2 separate regions of the Homo sapiens genome follow, and region 1 is linked to region 2. Evidence: chromatin contacts called from ENCODE Hi-C or POLR2A ChIA-PET data. All regions are on one chromosome and are shown on one strand. The core of a region is the stretch at or near the end of the contact, and the rest is flanking DNA. Distances in the headings are between cores, read along the strand shown. Region 1 holds the start of EEA1 (early endosome antigen 1). Region 2 holds the start of SNRPF-DT (SNRPF divergent transcript).

Evidence for each region. A loop is a pair of places that touch in the nucleus more often than their neighbours do. ChIA-PET counts read pairs that join two places held with the same protein, here RNA polymerase II (POLR2A). Pooled maps may share reads with other maps.
Region 1: a loop to region 2 is called in a map of CD4-positive, alpha-beta memory T cell, with 12 times the contacts of the local background. The contact joins the promoter of EEA1 here to the promoter of SNRPF-DT in region 2. A Hi-C loop is called at or near these places in 1 of 168 maps with a recorded cell type or tissue (CD4-positive, alpha-beta memory T cell) and 7 of 50 pooled maps. POLR2A ChIA-PET finds 5 or more read pairs at or near these places in 1 of 52 experiments (OCI-LY7).

What each region holds. Positions count from the first base shown.
Region 1 is chr12:92,926,512-92,931,084 of GRCh38, reverse strand. It overlaps EEA1 (early endosome antigen 1), which reads left to right and starts at 1,790. Exons shown (of 29, transcript NM_003566.4): 1 at 1,790-2,042. The coding sequence starts at 2,019. RefSeq lists a silencer at 1,321-2,400 and an enhancer at 3,501-3,630.
Region 2 is chr12:95,856,228-95,860,820 of GRCh38, reverse strand. SNRPF-DT (SNRPF divergent transcript) reads left to right here and starts at 1,982. Exons shown (of 3, transcript NR_135014.1): 1 at 1,982-2,067. It overlaps SNRPF (small nuclear ribonucleoprotein polypeptide F), which reads right to left and starts at 1,869. Exons shown (of 4, transcript NM_003095.5): 1 at 1,745-1,869. The coding sequence starts at 1,747. RefSeq lists enhancers at 1,547-1,596, 1,627-1,856, 1,977-2,036, 2,087-2,146, 1,545-2,160 and 1 more.

The DNA.
Region 1 (4,573 bases), core at 541-3,040, 2.9 Mb after region 2:
TTTTTAAAGACAGGGTCTCATTTTGTCACCCAGGATGGAGTACAGTGGTGAGATCATAGCTCACTGCATTCTCAACCTCCCTGGGCTCAGGTGATCCTCTCACCTCAGCCTCCTGAGTAGCTAGGAACACAGGCGCATGCCACCACACCCAGCTAATATTTTTTTAGACGAGTTGTTGCCATGTTGTCCAGGTTGGTCTGAAACTCCTGAGCTCAAGCAATCTGTCTGCTTCCGTCTCCCGAAGTGCTGGGATTACAGGCATAAAATCAGTGTGCCTGACCCTAAACTAATTTTTGAAAAACAAACAAAAAAGAGAAAAAAAGTCACTTTTATCACCCCATGTCGCTGAGAATGTTTCCCATATTGTCTGAAAATAAAGCACCTCATGTTTAGAAAGATGGAAAAGTATGTTCTTTGTAAGTGCATTATCACTAGTGATTACTCATATATTAGCTGTAGGCATGACCGTGCTGCTGCACCATCGAGAGACACACACACACATAATAAAAAACCAAATATATTTGGGATAGAAATATCATATTACATTATATAATGCATTATACTTTACAAAACATTTTCCTATTCATTAACTGATTTGCAAATAATATTTAATTTTGTGCTGCTTTTCAAAAGATCTGGAAGTGCTTTCCAAAAAGCACTCCATTCATTGCTTCATAGGCTTCATTCAGTGGTCTGTTGGTTTTTTCTTTTTTTTTTTTTTTCCCTCCCAGCAAGGTTAGTTCCATTATTCCCTCTCCTTCCCTATTCAAGCAATATTAAAGGCTTCTCTTTTTCTACCAGGGTGTTAAGTTGAGCCTCTTGGCTGTGAATATTGGCAGAATGGTAGGACGCAGAAGCTGTGATTTCTCGAGTTAAATAATGACATCGTGCCTGGAGGTCAGTTCAAAGACCACGTCGTTTTGGCACGATATTTATCTGTGACCTCATTTTCTTCTTAATCTATAAAACAGAGGCGTTAATGACAATTTACTTCATAAATCGATTATCAGAATAGGACTTAAAATTCCTTAGGAGGTCAAGCACGGGCTTTAGAAAGTGCAACATGTGAACATCAGCCTATTAAAAATTGTTTTGATCTAGAAAAGACAACCTCAAACTTCTCTTGCCAATTCAAATTCCAGCTTCTTCCTACCCTTCTTTTCTAAATCTTTGCTTTCTCTTTGGCTGAAATTAGAAGCAGGAAGGGAGCAGGGAAAGGAAACCTGGGACTGGAAAAGGGCAGGGAAGCCCAACAGACCGGTTAAGCACGTCTGAGATTCTCTAGTCGGCTTCAACCCAGGGGCTAAGAGGCAGAGTCAGCGTTTCCAGCAGAAACTAGCATATAGCTCAGGCTCAATACCACGTCGAGTCAGGAGCCATCGCCGGAAGGGTCACACCGACACATTTTACAAAACAGCCTAAGGCGTCCCCTCCTCCCGCCTGGGTCAGGGAGGGACACCCCCAGGGGTCCTCGCCCGCCTCCCACTAGCGGGCACGCGGTCGTCGCGCGGGCGCGGCCCTCTGACGGAGCCCAGGCGTGCACTCCGCAGCCTCGGCGTCCCCCAGCTAGCCGGAAGAAGCTGCGGCGACAGCGTCCTGCCGCCTGTCTGTCACGCAGCCGCCCACGTTGCCACCGCTTCCGATTGGTCGCTGGCCTGGACCGGCCCCCTTCAGCCCCGCCTCCCGCGAATGGACAGGCGAGGGGCGGGCCCGCCACCGCCCCGCCCCCCGGCGGCCGCGGGCGGGCCCGCCCATCTGTCAGTTACGGGGGCTGCCCGGCGGGCGGGCTGGAGGCGCTCGCAGGCTGCCTAGTCGTTCGCTCGCTCTCTCTCGCGTGCTCCCTCTCGCCGCCTGTGGGGAAGTCGGGGCCGCCCGAGCGGCCGTCGCCACCGCCTCGCCCCGACCTCCTTCCCGGTCCCCTCCCGGCCCAGTCCCTCCCGCCCGCGCACCCCGAGTAGTGAGTGGCCCCGCGCAGGGTCTGGAGAGTCACCGCGGCGGCGCCGGGTGGTGGTTAAACCATGTTAAGGAGGATTTTACAGAGGGTAAGAGAGTGAAACCGTCTTTCTGGCAGCACGTGAGCGGGACAGCCGGAGCTCGGGGCCGCGGCGCGGGCGCCCCTCCTCAGCGCGGGCTCCTTCCTTCCCTAGGCCCCACAGCCCGGCAGGCGCTTAGGCCTCGGTCGCCCGGCCCGGGGGCGGGGAGGGCGGGTGGGGCCGGCGCGGCGGGGCGGCAGGCAGAGCCCTGGTGGCCCCGCGCGTCCAGGCCTGGCGCCCGCTCCGGCGCGGGGCTCCGTGTGTGCGAGCGGGCTGCGAGCTGGAGGGTGTGGTGCCGGCGCGTTCCTCCCGGGAACCCTGAGTGGGAGTGAAAATGGAGAGTTGGTGCCCGTGGGACGGGCCAGCCGCCGCCTGCCGGGCTGGAGAACGCCCCATGGGAGATTCGGGCGGCTTGCTTCGCCTTTCCCCACCCGCCGCACTCCCCGTGCCCCCCAATTTGACACGATGCGCACCTGCCACACACGGCCCTGCTTTCTCCTTTGGACCACAGTGGAGGGTGGTGTGGTGAGCCCCGGCCTAGCCTGGGCCCAGGCGTGGGACTGACACTGGCACAGTCAGCCGAGAAGGAAGATGTTACTCACTGTTGGAAACTTTTTTTTTAATTAAAAATATGTTTTCTGTGCAAGCCCCACTACCTTATTTTAGCTATCCAAGAATAAATCCGCAGTAAGCTTGATCAAGTGGTATATACACTTAGTTTCTGCCTGTGCTGTCTCTGAAATCTGGAAAACCTTGAGGATAGAAAGATTAGAGCATTAGAAAACTGTAGGTGTATCATTTAAGAATCAGTTACTAGAATAACATAATTCACATCTCTTTTCCTGTAAGAGTTATTGTACCTGTCAACTTAAATTTGTTTTTTTTTTTTGGTATAGCTTTTTTCTTTTCTTTTTGAGGCTGATAGGGTGTAACAAAATGTAAATGATTGAAAAGTAGGTGCCGAGCCTATTAGTTCTTTACCGAGGGAGTAGGATAACTAGTTCAAAGGACAAAAGAAATTAGTGAATTTGTAGGATTCAGCCGAGGAATGTGCGGAAGAGAGTTGAGTCATCCAGTAGATAGGAAGGGAGTGCTCTTGCTTCTGCCTAGCTTTCTCCTGAAAGAATGAAGTCATGTGAAACTTGGTCAGTTATTAGAGGGAGAAATAGTTAACTTCTTTATCTGACAACCTGTGTTGACATTTAATTGTATTTTGCAGTGTTTTGTGAATTTTGAAATCCCGGTAAGCGATGATTTTGGCAGTAACAAGGGCATGTCCTTTACTTTCCCCATCACTTCCTTAGTTCAGCAGTAAAGACATCTGTGCATGATTTACTTTCAGGCTTTAGGAGATTTTTCTTTTATCAGACCTGGAGGAACTGATTACCTCATGTTTCAGATTGTGTTTCTGTCATAGTTCTGCAAGTGAAAATTAGTTTGCCTGTGGTTTGCTTTGAAGTTTACAAATAAAAGTGTTTACTGGTTTAAGGGTAGCTCAGCTGTAGTTATAGATTGGTTTTCAGAAATATGGGATGCTTTCTAGTAATCTTGGTTTAAAGTTAAACATCGAGATTATATGAAGATCATTTTTAATGTTGGTGCATACCTATCAACTGTTAAAGAAGCTTCTGTTGAAACTACAAAAGTGAAATTGATTGTGGTTATTGCAGAGATGTGATATTGAATCATCACTTCTGAATAAGTCAGTTGACAACTGAGTTTCTTAACGTCGGCGCTATTGGCATTTGTGACTGGATAATTCTGCGTTGTGGGAGGCTGCCCTGTGCCTTGTAAGATGTTAGCAGCATCCCTGGCATCTACCCCCACTAGATGCCAGTAGCATTCCCCTATATCCCTTCCCCCTTGTGACAACCAAAAATAGCTCCAGATTTTACCAAATGTCCCCTAGGGGCAAAATTGCCTCTGGTTGAGAATCACTGTGTTAAATGCATTAACTCTTTAGTAGGAAAGTTTGAAGTGTTTCTCACAGTTAAGTACTTAATTTTCTTTTATTCAGTGTATTTATATTGAGTTTCAGTAAATGCCAGGCTTCATGCTAAGGGGTAGGAAACAGTTGATTAAGCTGTGGGTCCTCCCTTTAGAACTCACAGGCTGTTTGGGAGGTGAACATTTAAAAGTAATGACAGTGCTATGTAATAGAATAATGAAGAGGACAGAGGACCCAGGAGGCACTCTGTGGGAGGTGAGGGCAATTAGGAAAAGCTTCAGGGACGGGGGCATATTCACAGCTCAGAAGAGGGAAGGGCATGTCAGGCAGAGGGAACAGCAAATGCAAAGAGATGGAGTCATAAAAGGCGCAGGTAGTACTGTGAGGAGTGTGAACAATGAAGCTTAGGAAGTGAGATGGTCTGTAGCAATTAGTAAGAGATGAAGCTACCGTGGTGGCTAGAGACCAAATTGTGAGAGGACGTAAGAGTCCCTTTGAAGGAGTTCAGCTTTTATCTTGTAGTTGGGTCAGTGTTAATGCTGAGTATTTAATAGGGACATTTTGATAAATGTCTTAAATCTGGTGATTTACT
Region 2 (4,593 bases), core at 733-3,232:
TCCAGTAATCTGGAAGGCCAAGGCCGGGGGATCACTTGAGGTCACGAGTTCAAGACCAGCCCAGGCAACATAGTGAGACCCCCATCTCTACCAAAAATAGTCAGGTGTGGTGGTGCACACCTGTAGTCCCAGCTACTAGGGAGGATGAGGTGGGAGGACTGCTTGAACCCAGGAGCTCGAGGCTGCAGTGAGCTATGATTAGGCCACTGCACTCCAGCCTGGGCAACAGAGCAAGACCTTGTCTCTTATAAATAAATAAATAAATGAGTCCCTGTCAAGAAGTTGGAGATGGGGAGGGGAACTCCTCACATACAAATAATTATATTGCATGCTGCACTGTAGTAAAAGGAGATATACTAGGCACAAGGGTACCAAAGCAATCCAGGGGAAAAAGGAAAGGTTGCCTGAAATAAGTAATACCTCAGTTTTAAAGGATAAGAGTTTATTTCCAGAGCGGGAAAAAATGCTGTTCCAGGCAAGGCTAGCTACTTATGTAAAAGGAGGGAAGAGTGATGCAACAAGGTGGTTTTGGGGACATACAATTCAGCATTGTCAGTCAAAGCCCCAAATATAAAACTACAGAAGGAAGCAGAGGGCAGATCACGCTTGACAGTATTTAACTGGGGAAGCTAGGGCTAGGTCCTATCTGACTTTGTCAGTAGCACCGCCTCTTACTTACAGCAATTACTTAATGTCTATTTATTCAGCAAACCATTAACATCTCCAGTGATTTCGGTTTTTGCCCTCTTCTGCTCACTCACCAGTCAAACAAAGAAGAGAACTAAGAAACTTGGCTACTAACCCCCTCTAACATGAGCATATTCGGAGTGATCTTGATATGGCGATTACTCCAATAACCTAATGGGTCTCCAGTTTTCATTCTCCAATTTGTTATCCACCACAGTAACTATGATTTTTTAAAGTGCACATCAGATTGTCATATTTCTGCTTAAAATGATCCAATGGCTTCCAACCGAATCATTTTAAATTGATTTGGAGTACAATCAAAACCTCCCAATACAGCCTAAGAGGTCCTGCCCAACGCCTGCTCCTCCGATACCATCTCTTAACCACTATTCGCGCAAGTGGCTATACCTTTCTGTCAATTTCTCCAAATGACCAAGCTTTCTTTCCGGCCGCAGGTCTTATGCTCCTATTCCCTGTGCTCGGTACACTCCTCCTCCTGCTCTTTAAAGGGTCGTATTTCATGACACTTAGGCTTCGAGTTAAATTCCACCTCCTAGGGAGGCCATCTCTGACTAAGCCTCTAATGTCTAACGCGCACCCTCACAGCCTCCTGTCTGCATTGTTCTTAGCACTTATTATTTGCAATTACATACTTGTTATTTTTTGACTAATGTCTGTCTTCCCCACCCAAGTGAGTTAATCTAGAGCATGGCCGTATCATTACTTTCACGGAATGAAAGTGAATTCTGGAGTGTGGTTAAGTGGGAAGTGCAAATTCTCTTTGACTTTTACCCCGACCCTATAGCCCCAACTAAGAATACCCCAGGCCCGGATTCAAACAAAGAGAAGAAGGCACGGGCACTCCTAGGAAAAGAAAGGCATCGGGAGGAGCACGCGCCTCAGAAACCTAAAAGCAGAGTGAAAGGAGCTGGCGACAGGGTGCGCGGCGCCTCACGCGGATGAATGGGAAACGCGCGAAGGAACCAGCAGGCCCCGCGAGGCTGGTCTCCCTCCTTCTCTTTCTCCCCGCTTCTCCCGCCGTTCTCTTTCTCCTTACCATCGTAACCACGGCCGAATGTTGCAGGCTACTCTCTGCCGACCAGGCCGCCGCCCGTCCCTCGTGACTACAGCAGGTACCGCAGGTCCCGAGCCGCAGTTTCAAGAGAAATGGCCGCCAAACAGGACTATGACCTTTCACCTCCCACCACGGCCCTTCCTGCCTCTGTGATTGGACGCAAAGAGGTGCGTGCTGATTGGAGGAGATGGCTGGCCCAGTATCTCCTAGCAACCAGCAGCGGCTTGGGTTTGCGCCTTGCAGGCGGCGCGCGGACCTTGGGAAACCGGCTCTGAGCATCGCTGTGAGGCAGCCAAGGACTGGAGGCAGGCCGGTGTTTTTAAATGTGGTGTCCTTCCTAGAGGGCGGTCTGGGAGAGGCTGTGTAACGGATGTGACTTCTCCCCAACTTGGCTAATGGGGATTTACTTTGTCTTTTTACACCCGTGAGAATGTTCGGGGTCCCAGAGTTCCTTCCTCACTCTTCCAACAGGTTCCATGATTTGGGGGCGCCTCTGCCGCAGGCCCTTTCTACCTGAGTGTTCTCTCTTCTGCAACACCCGTTTTAACCCCTTTTAAAGGAATTGGGGGCTAGCCAGACTAGACTAGGGGCGGCGAAACGCACTGAAGAGAGTTGGATACAGAATTTCTTGCAAACGAGGTCGAGTTGCGTCTGGGATACGGTGTCATGCCCCACCCCCGCCCCACGACCCTGCCGGCCCCACCTTTCTTTTGCTTCGCCTGCAGAAACCCGCACGGCCTTCATACGTGCATTTGAAATTACCTAAGGGCGTAAGCAATATTTCCTCTGTCACGGATTAAAACTTTCGATGTAACGGTGTTATCTGAATCTCACTAGTTTTTGTCGTAATCCTATTGAGTTCGGGTCACTCTGATCTGAAATGCTAAATGCAGTTCTTGGAGAACACGCCCTTTGGGAAGTAACGCTTTTTTGCGGCCCTGAAGAGATGGATTTGGAGTTGAGGATGAAATGTTGGGTGTTGAGGCATTGTGGAGCAGTGGGCAAGACTTTGGAGGGGGCCTGCATTCGGAACCTGCGTCTATCAGGCGCGGCCGGTGTTGGGCAGTGTCTTAACCCCGAGGGCCATTGTTTCCTCGGCAGGAACGCGGCTTTAAAAACGGAACCATCCTCAGGGTGGTTGCGAGAATTTAACGTAAAACGGGGCTTGGCCTTGTAAAAGCTCAGTGTTTCACGTAAATGTTGAACACTGACCAGACAATGATTGTCAGTGTAGTTTTTACCAAACAGTTATTAGATTTATTCACCCTAAACTTCAGTGGATTTCTCCGTTTGTCTATTGTTTTATGAACTTTAAGTCTTTGTATAGACTTTGAGTTCCTACTATGTGTCAGGCTTTTTCAACAATCGTGGAAATCTTACCTTACTGTCTGATTCGGGGTGACAGCCCCGTTTAAGAGATGAGGAAGTAGGCCCAGCAGGTAACTGTTACCAGTTGAGGGTAGCTGTCCGAGTTCTTGGCGTTTTCAACAAAGAATTGGACAAAACGCACAAACAAAGCAGGGCAGCGAAAGCAGAGATTTATTTTAAATGAAAGTACACTCTACAGGGTGGGCACCGCCTGGTGCAAGCGGCTCAAGAGCATTGGTTATAGAATTTTCTGGGCTTTAAATACCCTCTAGAGGTTGCCCATTGGCCCACAACCAGTCTGATTGGTTGCGGGAGGGGACCAATAAGAGGTACTTTCATTTTTCAACTGCCACGCAGAAAAAGGAGGGGTTGAAATGGGAGTAGCCTCTGATACCCAGTCAGCATGGATGGGCCCTAGGTTCCCTGCTTCCAGCCGCTATTCTTCTGCCTCATAGCTTGCTCAGGACCACATACCTGGGTTTCAAAACTCTGCTTTTTCTACTTCATGAAGCTACCTTTCAAAGACTCAATATGTGTTTTAGAAGCCTGACTCTTTAGCTGTTTTCTCAGTGAAGTGAAACGAAATACTACAGTAAACACATTCTGTAAAGATAGTGTATTTAAGGTTGGTTTTTCTTTTCATGTTAAATTTTTTTTTTAATTTGAGACAGGGTCTCATTCTGTCACCCAGGCTGGATTGTAGAGGTGAGATCTTGGCTTACTGCAGCCTTGACCTCTTGGGCTCAAGAGATCCTCCCACTTCAGCCTCCCGAGTAGCTGGGACCACAGGCATGTGCCACCACACCCAGCTAATTTTTTAATTTTTTTTGTAGAGATAGGGTCTCGCTGTGTTGTCCAGGCTGGTCTCAAACTCTTGGGCTCCAGCTGTGTACCCACCTTGGCCTCCCAAAGTGCTGGGATTACAGGCGTGAACCACCATTCCTGGTCCATATTAAATTTTAATCTTAAATACCTTATTAAAATTAAGTGGGCATAAGTCACTGATATTTGTCTAATTATAAATATTATACAAAATTTTGGAAAATGTAGAAAGTTCTAAACAATAAACCTAAAATCACTAGTAATCCCACCAATCAAAGAGAACAACAATTAACTTTTACTGTAACATATGCACTTTTTTTTTTACAAGATATCTACAGTTTTTTGTTGCTGTTGTTTGTTTTTTCTTTTTTGTTGTTGTTTTGGAGACAGAGTGTCACTCCGTCACCCAGGCTGGAGTTAAGTGGTGCGATCTCAGCTCACTGCACCCTCCGCTTCCCAGATTCAAGCAATTCTCATGTCTCAGCCTCCTGAGTAGCTGGGCTTACAGGCATGCAGCATCACGTCCAGCTAATCTTTTGCTAATTTTTTTTTAATTTTTAGTAGGGATGGGGTCTTACCACTTTGCCCAGGCTGATCTTGAACTGCTGAGCTCAGGCAGTCTGCCCACCTCAGCCTACCAA